Linked DNA regions of Homo sapiens: region 1 is linked to region 2. The links are chromatin loops, found by intact Hi-C in ENCODE. Cell type or tissue: Caco-2. All regions are shown on one strand. Each heading gives the region's core, and the rest is flanking DNA. Links, peaks and the distances in the headings are about the cores only.

What was found. Hi-C counts contacts between places; a loop is a spot of excess contacts. Peaks named below come from ENCODE experiments on the same cell type or tissue, not always from the same donor. Only the 100,000 strongest peaks of a DNase experiment are listed, where the experiment ranks them.
Region 1: a loop joins it to region 2, with 7 times the contacts of the local background. A loop is called at or near these places in 6 of 110 quality-filtered maps.

What each region holds. Positions count from the first base shown.
Region 1 is chr10:25,634,309-25,640,357 of GRCh38, forward strand. No RefSeq gene overlaps it. Among named protein-coding and RNA genes, the nearest start is that of LINC00836, 14 kb to the right of the region's middle. In Caco-2, for the core only: no CTCF peak of the experiment used is centred there; no DNase peak of the experiment used is centred there.
Region 2 is chr10:25,110,538-25,116,586 of GRCh38, forward strand. It overlaps LINC01516 (long intergenic non-protein coding RNA 1516), which reads left to right and starts at 2,521. Exons shown (of 8, transcript NR_120649.1): 1 at 2,521-3,149. RefSeq lists a silencer at 2,838-2,887. In Caco-2, for the core only: a CTCF peak has its summit at 2,791 (motif pointing right); a DNase peak (open chromatin) is centred at 2,814.

The DNA.
Region 1 (6,049 bases), core at 590-5,589, 520 kb after region 2:
CATATAGTGAGAGAGTAGCCTAGATTACCCAGGTGGAGCCAGCATAATCCCAAATACACTGAAAAGTGTAAGAGGAAGGCTAAAGAGGAGGTTGGAGTGACTCAAAGTAAGAAGGACTCCACCTGCCGTTGCTGGCTCCAAAGATGACCAGGAGCTGAGGAATGCAGGTTCCTCTAGAAGCTGGAGAAGGCAAGAAAACAATTCCATGCCAGAGCTCCAGACAGGAGTACAGCCCTGCCAACACTTTGGTTCCAGGCTAGTGAGACCAATGTTGGACTCTGACCTAGGGAACTGCAGGGTAATACATTTGTATTGTTTGAAGCCATTCAGTGCACGATAATCTGTTACAGCACGTATAGAAGACAAATACACTGGGTGACATGGGAAACATCCCTTAATCTCTCTGCAATTCTATTTTCTCATTAGAAAATAGAGTTCATATACATATGTAACAAACCTGCACGTTGTGTACATGTACCCTAAAACTTAAAGTATAATAAAAAAAGACAAAAAAAAGATTAAATAGTTGATATTAAAAAAGAAAATAGAGTTCATTCTGACCCTGAGTCCCTGGCCTTAAACTGAATCCTAACCATAACTTTAACTCTATTTAGATTCAAACTCTACAGCTAAGCGAGTAACAAACCAGTTAGTACAAGAAAAAATGCACTCACAGATTTCTTTGCTCATAAACTTTCTTTATATTATGGAGCCAACATGAGATCCAATGGACTAATGAAGATAAGGAGTGTAGCACATGACTCACCCTCAAGAAACTTCAGCTCCCTTCTTCCACTGGACACTGCCATGCTGATTTCAAATCCCACCTTATTCACCTGCTGCAAGAACAAAAGAAGAAACAATGTTCACACCTGATGTATATCAAATATTGTTGAAGTAGAAATGCAAGCCAAGTTGAAGTCATGAACAGTTAAAAGAAATGAATCTCATTTATCTGGAGTTTATTTGCCTATTACAAGCTTCACTTTGTGCAGGTCAGTACCTGGACTTGCCCAAAGGGCCTTTCACTGTTTATTCCAGAAACAAACAAACAAACAAAAACCAAAGAGAGGCAAAGAAAAAGTAAAAGTTACTGGGATGATTTGAAGTCACCGAGAGAGTGGTGACAGGTAAAATTAAACTTGAAAGTTGTTAAGAATGTTGTCCAGAGGGGTCATGCTGTTGAAAATAATAAGTGGGTCATAATTAAATGCTTATTCTGTGATTTCTTGGTATATTTCATTTCTCTCCTTTGCTTTCAACCCCCACTCTTAGTTTCTGGTCACTGCAGGAATTAACCTGTATATGAAAGACAGTTTGGAAAAAAAAATGCAACTTTCTCACATCTGAACTAGCAGTTTGACATTTTATATGAATGCCAGCCAAATCATAAATCGAAAAGGAGAGAATTCTAGATCATCCATATTATCAAGAAGTCACAGGGGTTGCTGATAGGGAGGTTGGAGGGAGGAGTTTGGCCTTAGGATCCAGATAGGACAAATATAATGCTATAGGGGATCACGCTTTAAGCAAACTTGATACATGAAAGTCTAGATTTCCTTTACATAATTCAGGTATTATTCACTTTGCAGAAGAATTTAGGCAGTGATTCTTGAAAATGGGCCATTCTCCTAATGCATGTTTTTAAAAATATATATTCTTGAAAAATGTGATTAATAACGTGATTCTCTAAGCTCAGAAATAAAGCTGCATACCTACAATCATCTGATAGTCAATAAAATCATCAAAAGCAAGCAATGTGGAAAAGACTCTCCGTTCAATTAATGGGATAACTGGCTAACCATATACAGAAACTTAAAACAGGACCCCTTCCCTCATACCATATACAAAAATCAACTCAAGATGGATTAAAGACTTAAATGTAGGCCGGGCATGGTGGCTCAAGCCTGTGATCCCAGCACTTTGGGAGGCTGAGGTGGGAAGATCACAAGGTCAGGAGATCCAGACCATCCTGGCTAACATGGTGAAACCCCGTCTCTACTAGAAATACAAAAAATTAGCCAGGCGTGGTGGCGGGCACCCACAGTCCCAGCTACTCGGGAGGCTAAGGCAGGAGAATGGCATGAACCCGGGAGGCAGAGCTTGCAGTAAGCCGAGATCGCGCCACTGCACTCCAGCCTGGGCAACAGAGCAAGACTCCGTCTCAAAAAAAAAAAAAGACTTAAATGTAAAACCCCAAAACTATAGAAGCATATCTGTTGCATAAACAGTTTGCACTTATTCCTCCCTGGAGAGACCCTTATTTGAATTGTTTATTCCTAACACCCATGGTTTTTATATATTTTCTATTACCTTGATCCTGTTCTATGTTGTCTTCATGTGAAACTCGTGAAAGCTAAGTATAAAACTAAATTTTGTTATATGGCTCTAAAGATGCCCAGCACCTGAAATCCAATGATCTTTAATAAATCAATCCAAGCAAATACTCAAAGGAGCAAGGGAAATGTTCAGACCAAAGGTTTTTGGCCAGATTCTGGCCATGGCTTTGAAACAGCTCTTAACCAGATTCAATGGCTAGTTGATAATGAGATGCTTGTTTTGGCTTTATAGCTTGTCGTCTAAGGTTTATTATGCTATGGATTCTCACTCGTTTGAAAAGAACAGGTGGGACTCAACTCAGTTCTAATGGTGACTCCTAAAGCAAACCTCTCCTACAGCTAAGGTCTGTTCCTAGGGAAGTAGCAGTGCTGCCTGTTAGGCAGGGAAGAGATTCAAGGGAAGGTCTTAAAATCTAGGGCTCTATGCCAGGCATGGTGGGTATGCCTGTAATCCCTACACTTTGGGAGGCTGTGGTACACTCCAGTCTGGGTAACAGAAGACCTGTCAAAAAAAAAAAAAAAAAAAAAAAAAAAAAAAAAAAAAAAAAAAAAAAAAGCAGGGGTGCTCTGGAAACGACAAACCTAAGAAAAAATGGTATCTCCACCTCTTACTGATTGGATGCATTTGAGCATATTGCTCGATCTCTGAGTTTCACTTGGCTCACAGTAAGCCTTCAATAAATGCTGATAACAATGGTAATTACCATTCTGTAATCTCACACACATGTTCTAAGCGTCTTTTAGCTGCACAGCCTCTATGCACCAAAGCAGCAACAGGATGCTTCCAAGAACCATTTCAATTGCATCCCTTCAAACAGGAGTGATGAGTCAACAGGTACTTTATACTTCTGCAGTTCATACAGCTTTGTAGACAGATCATCTTATTTGTACTTTTTGAACTTGACTCATCACTCTTCCTGGACACGCAGGGGTGAGGGATAGAGATGGGGAAGGTAGATGCTGCTACCAAGATGATGGTCTTTCACGTAGCTATGAAACCTGCTTAAACCAATTCAGGGGGAATTTTAAGGCATAGCGTTAATTCTTTATCAATGCCAAGGAGCAAAGTCCAAAGACAAATTAAGACAAGGTCCAAACAGAATAGTTGAAGCCGGCCTGGACCAAAGGGCAAGGATGATCTACTCATGAAGCAGCAGCTACAAAAGCTGGGGTCCTGCCATAAAACAGACACCACACAAGTAATTTTTACTGGGACAATTTAACATCAAAGTTATTAACTACTAATGAAGGATTACCTTCTAAGAGAGGTAAAGATAACTCTTAATATACAGAAATAGGCCGGGCACTGTGGCTCACTCCTCTAATCCCAGCACTTCGGGAGGCCGAGGTGGGTGGATCATCTGAGGTCAGGGGTTCAAGACCAGCCTGGCCAACATGGTGAAACCCCATCTCTACTAAAAAATACAAACATTAGCTGGGCATGGTAGTGCATGCCTTCAGCTACTTAGGAGGCTGAAGCAGGAGAATCGTTTGAACTGGGGAGGTGGAGGTTGCAGTAAGCTGAGATCACACTACTGCACTCCAGCCTTAGCTATAGAGTGAATGAGACTCCATCTAAAAACAAAAAAATGAAAAACAAAAACAGAAATAGCATCTCTAGAGTACAACCACTCCACGAAGGGGCTGAAAGAGTGCTCGAGGAAGGAACAAACTTGGAAAAAGCTCCACTCCATGGCTGAGACTTACTTTGTTGGAGACAACGGATCGATGGCCCACTGGATGGAGAAGTTTGCTGAGATGCCACAGGCCAGGACGGGCTGGCAGGAAACTGCCCATGGTGGGTGCTATTGGGGCTTACCACCTTGGGTTGCAGTATCCCTAGCCCCACTGGCAGGAAAGCTGCCCGCTTTGTTCCCTAAATAGGGACTTGTATGAATGGCCCCACGAAGGTTCAGCTGTCTCTTACTTCTAATCAGTGAAATTCCTAAACAAGGAAGCCACCTGCTGGCAGCCATGGCTATGCCGAAAGAGCAAGAAAAATAAGGTACCAGAAAGGGAAAAACAAGCCCTGTCCTCTTTTAATATCTCTCCCACTCTCTCACCTCTATCAAGGACCAGTTGCACTGGCCGAGGAGACATATTCCAGGGTCCATCTCCAGTAGCACAAAGTAGGACAAAGAAGAGTGGATTTGGAGATGAGGCACTGATAACTGGCATAGATTCAAAGTAGGTAAAATGAAGGTGCAGGTTTGGAGAAATGGCCGGCGTCCACCAAGACGATTTTCAACGTCATGCTCAGAACCTCCGACAAGGGAATATTAGGACTAACCAGTGGCATATTATGGGCATAATGGCTCTCACAATTAATCTGCTTCTGTGAACAAAACTGCAGGTTCTGTATGCTCCCCCTATCCAGCCTATTTCTTTCTTTCTTTCTTTCTTTCTTTTTTTTTTTTTTTTTTTTTTTGAGACGGAGTCTCGTTCTTTCGCCCAGGCTGGAGTGCTCGATCTCGGCTCACTGCAAGCTCCGCCTCCCGGGTTCACGCCATTCTCCTGCCTCAGCCTCCCGAGTAGCTGGGACTACAGGCACCCAACACCATGCCCAGTTAATTTGTGTATTTTTAGTAGAGAAAGGGTTTCACCATATTGGTCAGGCTGGTCTCCAACTCCTAAACTCAAGTGATCCACCCGCTTCAGCCTCCCAAAGTGTTGGGATTACAAGCGTGAGCCACCACACCTGGCCCCAGTTCTTAAAAGAAGTGTAATAACCTGGGTTCCTATTTGGCTCAGCAGGTCCGTCTAAGACCTAATGAGATGTCTGCAGCATGCTCTGTTACAGCTCTGTGCCTATTACTAGAAACTTCCCAGAGCGGAAGTTGGAACTGAACAAAGGGAGACTTAAAGTAAGCATTGGCCACAGGAGCATATAAACCCAATTTGAATATTTTAAAATTTAATTAACCATGATTATGGATTGCATGACTGAATTCACCAACTGATTCAGTCAAAATAAACTAGTTGCTATTGCAATTTTACTTCCTAATGATTGTAATGAATTAGTTGAGAGACGCTGGGAAATATTTTCCAGTATAATATTTAAGAATTTTATCAACCAGGGTCTCAAAGGACTTAATTTAGGTATAATAACTTTTTTCTCTTTCTGCTGCTGAAATGTGGTGAATCTATGTGTGACTAATTGAAGTTGCACACAGTGATCTATCCACATGACCAGAAGAGGGCTCTGAAGTAGGCTAAGTGCTAGAGGTGTCTCATTTAATTCCAGGAAAGGGGCTATCCTTCCTCTCTATCCTGAAAGCTTATTTTCCTGAACTAAACTAGTGAATCTACTATGGACCCAGCTCTGTGCACAGTGAGGAGAAAGGTTTTTGTTTTTTGTTTTTTGTTTTTTCTTCTTTTTTTGAGACGGAGTCTCACTCTATCGCCAGTCTAGAGTGCAGTGGCACGATCCCAGCTCACTACAACTTCCGCCTCCCGGGTTCAAGTTGTTCTCCTGCCTCAGGCACCCGAGTAGCTTGGACTGCAGGCTCCCACCACCACACCCAGCTAATTTTCGTATTTTTAGTAGAGACAGGGTTTCACCATGTTGGCCAGGATAGTCTCGATCTCTTGACCTCGTGATCCACCCGCCTCAGCCTCCCAAAGTGCTGGGATTATAGGTGCGAGTCACCGCAGCCAGCAGAGAAAGGTTTTTATAAAATAAATAGACATTCTGGCCTGGACATATGATT
Region 2 (6,049 bases), core at 764-5,763:
GTGAGCTGAGATTGTGCCACTGCACTCCAGCCTGGGTGACAGAGCAAGAGCCTGTCTCAAAAAAAAAAAAAAAAAAAAAGAAAAAAAAGAAAAGAAATGCCAGAAGCCATTATTAGTTTGGAACCATTAGTAACTTTAATGGGACATTTGCATTATGCAGCTGTCATTCAGGCTGACAGGAGAAGGTGTAGAGAGGAGGCAATAATTTGGTGGGTTTTTTTCTGTTTTTGTTTTTGTTTTTTTAAGCAGAGTCCCACTCTGTAGCCCAGGCTGGAGTGCAGTGATGTGATCTCAGCTCATTGCAACCTCTGCCTCCTGGGGGTCTAGCGATGCTCCTTCCTCAGCCTCCCACACAGCTGGGACTATAGGCGTGTGCCACCACACCTGGCTAATTTTCATATTTTTAGTAGAGATGGGTTTTTGCCATGTTGGCCAGGCTGTTCTCAAACTCCTGACCTCAAGTGACCCTCCTGCTTTGGCCTCTCGAAGTCCTGGGATTACTGGTGTGAGCCACTGCGCCCAGCCTGGTTGTTCTTTTTTAATTTTGTTTCCATTTTCATCTACAGTCAGGTTAGAATTGGTAAGAACCAACTAGAAAAATGGCCAGTGGAGGAGAGATGCTGACCACCAATACTTCTAAATCTAAGGGCCAGTGTGTTCTAAAAAAATTCAGGCTGGGTGTGGTGGCTCACACCTCTAATCCCAGCACTTTCGGAGGCCAAGGTATTTGGATCATTTCAGGTCAGGAGTTGAAGACTAGCCTGACCAACATGGTGAAACCCTGTCTCTACTAAAATACAAATATTAGCCAGGTGTGGTGGTGGGCACCTGTAATCCTGGCTACTCGGGAGGCAGAGGCAAGAGAATGGCTTGAACCCAGGAGGCAGAGGTTGCAGTGAGCCCAGATTGCCCCACTGCTCTTCAGCCTAGGTGATAGAGCGAGACTCCGTCTCAATAAAATTAAAATAAAATTCAAAACTATTACTCCACATCAGGAATTTTATCAGTTATTGTAAAAGAGGGCAGACGAGTGGATTTTCTGGCTCTCTCATGTCACTTCCCTATTTGAGAGCCTTTGCTCATGGGCTTCTAGTCCAACAGTGCAGCCCAGCCTGAAAGGGCTGATCTGACTCCTCCTCTCCTCTCAATCCCATCTCATCCTGCTTCTCTCTCTCTTTCTCTCTTTTTTCTTTTTTTTTTTTTTTTTGAAACAAGGACTTTCTCTGTCCCTCAGGCTGGAGTACAGTGGCACAATCATAGCTTACTGTAGCCTCGAACTCCCAGCCTCAAGCAATCCTCCCACCTCACCCTCCAAGCAGCTGGGACTACAAATGTGAGCCAACATGACCAGCTAATTAAAAAAAAATATTTTGGAGACGGGGATCTCGCTACATTGGCCAGGTTAGTCTTGAACTCCTGGGCTTCAGCGATCCTCCTGCCTTAGCCTCCCAAAGTGCTGGGATTCTAGGCGTGAGTCACTGTACACAGCTCATCCTGTTTCTCACTGCAACCAACACTCACCGTGCTTGCAGAGCATCCCTTGCTGCCTCCCACATCTTTGCCTTTGTTCACAATATTTCTTCTGTTCACCCTTCTCTTCCCCTTTCTATCCATGGATTTCCTGACTCTTCCTTCCCCTCTTGGCCTCCCTATTTTATCCACCACACAATACCCTCTTCAGATTTCTGTCTGAGGACTGATAACACTTCCTCACAGATATTTGTTTAGATCATGAGCTTACCCTGTGACTCTCTGAACTCCTATGATGGATTGCGTGAACTCCTCAGTGCTGGGCCCGTTTGACACAGTCTTTTGGAAAGACACTTAACAACTTCCTGCCTTAGTTTCTTCATCTGTGAAATGGGGATAACAAAAGGATTGTGGAGGAGATAAAGGAAGTGATATGTCTAATAATGCATAATAATAATAAACATAATAATTACTGATATCCATGACATATAACAACAACTTTCCTAATAACTAACACAACATTCACAATGTATCAGGTTCTACTCCAGGGGTTTTACAAATTTAACTCATTTAGTCCTCTGGGTAAGCCTATCAGGTAATTTCTCTTATTACCCCTGTTTACAGATTAGAAACCTGAGGCACAGAGAAGTTAAGGAGTTTTCCCAAGGTCACACAGCTTGTAAGTGATAAAGATGAGGGTTGATTCTGAGTAGTCTGGGCGCCAGAGCCTATGCTCTTAGTCACCAAGCAACACTCCTTCAAATGATCGGTGTTTGTTAATTACCATTAAGTATAAATTGTCTAAAATCTACGATCAAGCTAAGCCTGGAAATTAAAGACCAATGAGCCAATCCACATGGAATACCACTCAGGGGCTGCCTTAAAGATATGAGCCAGCCCTGAGGGTTTCCCTCCTGTCCCCTTACTGACAGGTGGACCAAAAGAAAGGGAAAGAAAACCACATTCCATCTTCACAGAGGTTCCAGTTAGTTCCTAGGCAAACAAGAAATCAAAAGCATCCACAGATGTTGTGTCTACCACCCTGATGCAGAAAGAGCTTAAGGAGAAGCTCTGACAAGGGATAGACAGTTTACTTATGGAAACAAGCAGAAAATTAAATCTGGTCTCTGCCCAGCAAGCATCTCACCTCCCACCATAGCGTCTGGCAGAGAAGTGAGCCAAGGTGGCCCCTGGCGCAGCAAATGTTTGGCACATCCATTTGCACAGGAGGGGGAAGAAGGCGCATTCTCAAACACCCTTCCCATCACCTTTCAGGATCTTAGGTGCCTTCTCTACAGCCATGGCACAAACCTTTACCACTAGGGGGCGGCTAGACATTTCGATTGGCTACCAGGCAAGCGGCCAGCTCAGGACAGGAGCAGTGCTCTGTGAAAGAATGGATTCCTGGTTTGTTCTAAGTACAAACAAGGGGGAAATGCTTCTGCAGGGTTAAATGAGGTTGACACGCTCCCCGCGGCTGACCAGACAGTCCCTCCTAACTCTTACCCACCCTGGGCAGCTCTCTCAGCGCGGTGTGGGGCGGGAGTGGGAGCTGATGGGGGGTGCTCTCTATTCAGACTCTACTTGTTCTAGACTGAGTCACTGGTGGGGGCAGCGGTGTTTGAAAGTGGGCATCACTCTTGGGCTCCCACATTGACTGTAGTTTTACGGAATGTTTGGTGAGTAACTAGTTTTCTAACTTTTCTTTATTTCTCTCATATATTTGTCCATGTTCTTTCCTATGTCATCAAAGAGGATGCCAGGAAAACCCAAAGAAAGGCCCTAGGAGGAAACCAGTATGAGTGCCAAGATGAGCCAGAACCAGGGTGGGGCTGAGAGGCGCCCAGGCAGCTGCTTTCATTGTGCACCTTCCCCTAGTCCCAGCCCCAAATCACCATGGTGACAGATACCCAGCAGCATTGAGAAACAGAGAGCTTTTTGTTTTCTGCCATGCTTTTAACTCCTCACTCCACTTGTCTCCACCTCCACCCTCTTCAGCCTATACAACTTCTTGCTCATTCCTGTGAAGGTATTGGCTGATAAGAAACAATAAGGACTTCCTAAATAGAGGACTTTGGTATAAAAGTAGCTAACATTTATTAAGCGCTTACTATGTGTCAGACACTCTCCTCAATGCTTTGCAGTATTGGCTCACTTAATTCTCTCAACAATGTGGCAAAGAAGGTATTTATTTTACAGATAAGGTAACTGAGGCACAGAGAGGTTATGTAACTTGCCCAAGGTCACACAGTAGATGGGGGAGTCACAATTTGAATCTAGGGAGTTCTTACTCTTAGGCTCACACGTTGCTTGAGATACCAGAGAACATTCAGACATGTGAAACACTGGACTGTGGGCTACCAGGGGGCAGAAAGGGATTGTGATTTGGTGTTCTTAGTTGGCAACCCCCACAATCACAAACGATGTCTATGTGGCAGGCTGGCTGGGGCTGAGAGCTACTGCCTTTGGGTTACATTTGAGCAGATTGCTGTTCTTCTCCTGAATACCTGGTTTGGCATCCTTAGGGTTGGTTTATTATGACCCTAAAGACTGGATTTACTTTGTTTTCTTTTTGTTTTTTTTGAGGTGGAGTCTCACTTTGTCACCCAGGCTGGAGTGCAGCAGCACAATCTTGGCTCACTGCAACCTCCGCCTCCTGGGTTCCAGTGATTCTGCTGCCTCAGCCTCCCAAGTAGCTGGGATGACAGGCGCCCGGCACCACACCCAGCTAATTTTTGTATTTTTAGTAGAGATGAGGTTTTGCCATGTTGGCCAGCTGGTCTCAAACTCCTGACCTCAGGTGATCTGCCTACCTCAGCCTCCCAAAGTGCTGAGAATACAGGCGTGAGCCACGGTGCCCAGCCTGGATTTCCTTCTTATTCTTAATCTGATCTGGCTCCCTCCAGATGATCGTGAGCCCGGGATCAAGAAGCCATACCCTATCCATCTTTGTATTTCCCACAGCTTCCACATCTTGGGCTTAGTAGGTGCTCACAGCACGTTGGCTTATTTAGTCTGTATCAGCCACTTTGAATTATGGGCCATGGCAAAGCTGCCCTTCTGGGACAGGCAAGTGTCATGTCCTGTGGCCGTTGATCCTTCCCTCCCTCCCTTCCTTCCTCCCTTCCTCCCTCCCTCCCTCTCTCCCTCCATCCCTCCCTCCCTTCTCTACCTCCCTCCTTCCCTTCCACCCTCCCTCCCTCCTTCCCTCCCTCCCTCCCTCTCTCCCTCCATCCCTCCCTCCCTTCTCTACCTCCCTCCTTCCCTTCCACCCTCCCTCCCTCCTTCCCTCCCTCCCTCCCTCTCTCCCTCCATCCCTCCCTCCCTTCTCTACCTCCCTCCTTCCCTTCCACCCTCCCTCCCTCCTTCCCTTCCACCCTCCCTCCCTCCTTCCCTTCCTTCCTCCCTCCCCCCTTCCCTTCCTCCCTCCCTCCTTCCTTCCCTCCATCCTTCCCTCCCTCTCTGCCTCCCTCCCTGTTCCTCATCTCTGCAAAGGGGCAGCATTTTTTTTTTCTCGATTCAGATTTAACATGAGGGGGGCGGTTCTCTCTGTAACTATGAGAAAGAAACTGTCCTGTGTTTCTGACTGCTCAACATGTTTTTTTTTTTAGTTGTATATGAGTAGAAAGGGCTAGAAAAATCTACCTGTTGTTTCTAATTACTTACCTTCAGTATAAAGAGTAAACTAAGCTCTATTATCTTATCTCAACCTGTCTTGTATCTACTATTTCCTGTGCTTTTCTCTGCCACATGCTTCCTTTCCCCCTGTGTGTTTTATGAGCATTGCAAATTATTTTGTTCTTCATCCTCTTTTTTTTTTTAGAAACAGGTCTCTCGTTCTGTTGCCCAGGCTGTATTGTAGTGGCATGACTGTAGTTCACTGCAGCCTCGAACTCCTGGGCTTCAACTTCTGATCCCCAGCTTTTTGACTAACTGAACTCATCAAAATATGAATTTAGAGACTGAAGCCCGTTGACCAAAGGCTTGAATCCCAGGAATCCCCAGGATGCAAGTATCTTTCCTGAGTAACAGGATCTCTGGGAGACCCTAGATTCCTAGAGTAGGGCAGACTTTGCTTTAGAAAGAAAATTTGGGAGTATGCAGAACATTCTGGAACCCTTAATCTGACCCAGAAGAAACAAGGGTATAAAGACCAAGACTGACTGTAAGCCAGAATTGCTCCTTTCGAGGTGTGAGGGTGAAGCAGCCTCACTTGGCATGTGTGGTTATTCCAGTCCACGCCTTGCTGTAGACATTCCTGAGATCTTTCATCTTCCCCTGCCATTATGTTCCCAACACATTGGAAATAAAATTCCCCAAATCGCTTCCTCCATATGGCCACGCCTGATCAACCCTAAAGATCTCTGAGTCTTTCTTTATTCTACATCCTGTCATCATCTAAATTCCAAAATTTAATTATGGATTTTTTTCCAGACTTCTTCTATAGACCTGGAATATTTTTAGCATCTTTTCTGCAATAAATGAATTGGTGAGGATCTTGAGGTTATATGGAAGGTTTCCTACAGTTGTGTGTTTTAAATGAAATTTGGCTTTTATATTATTTTGGTAACCTGTGAAT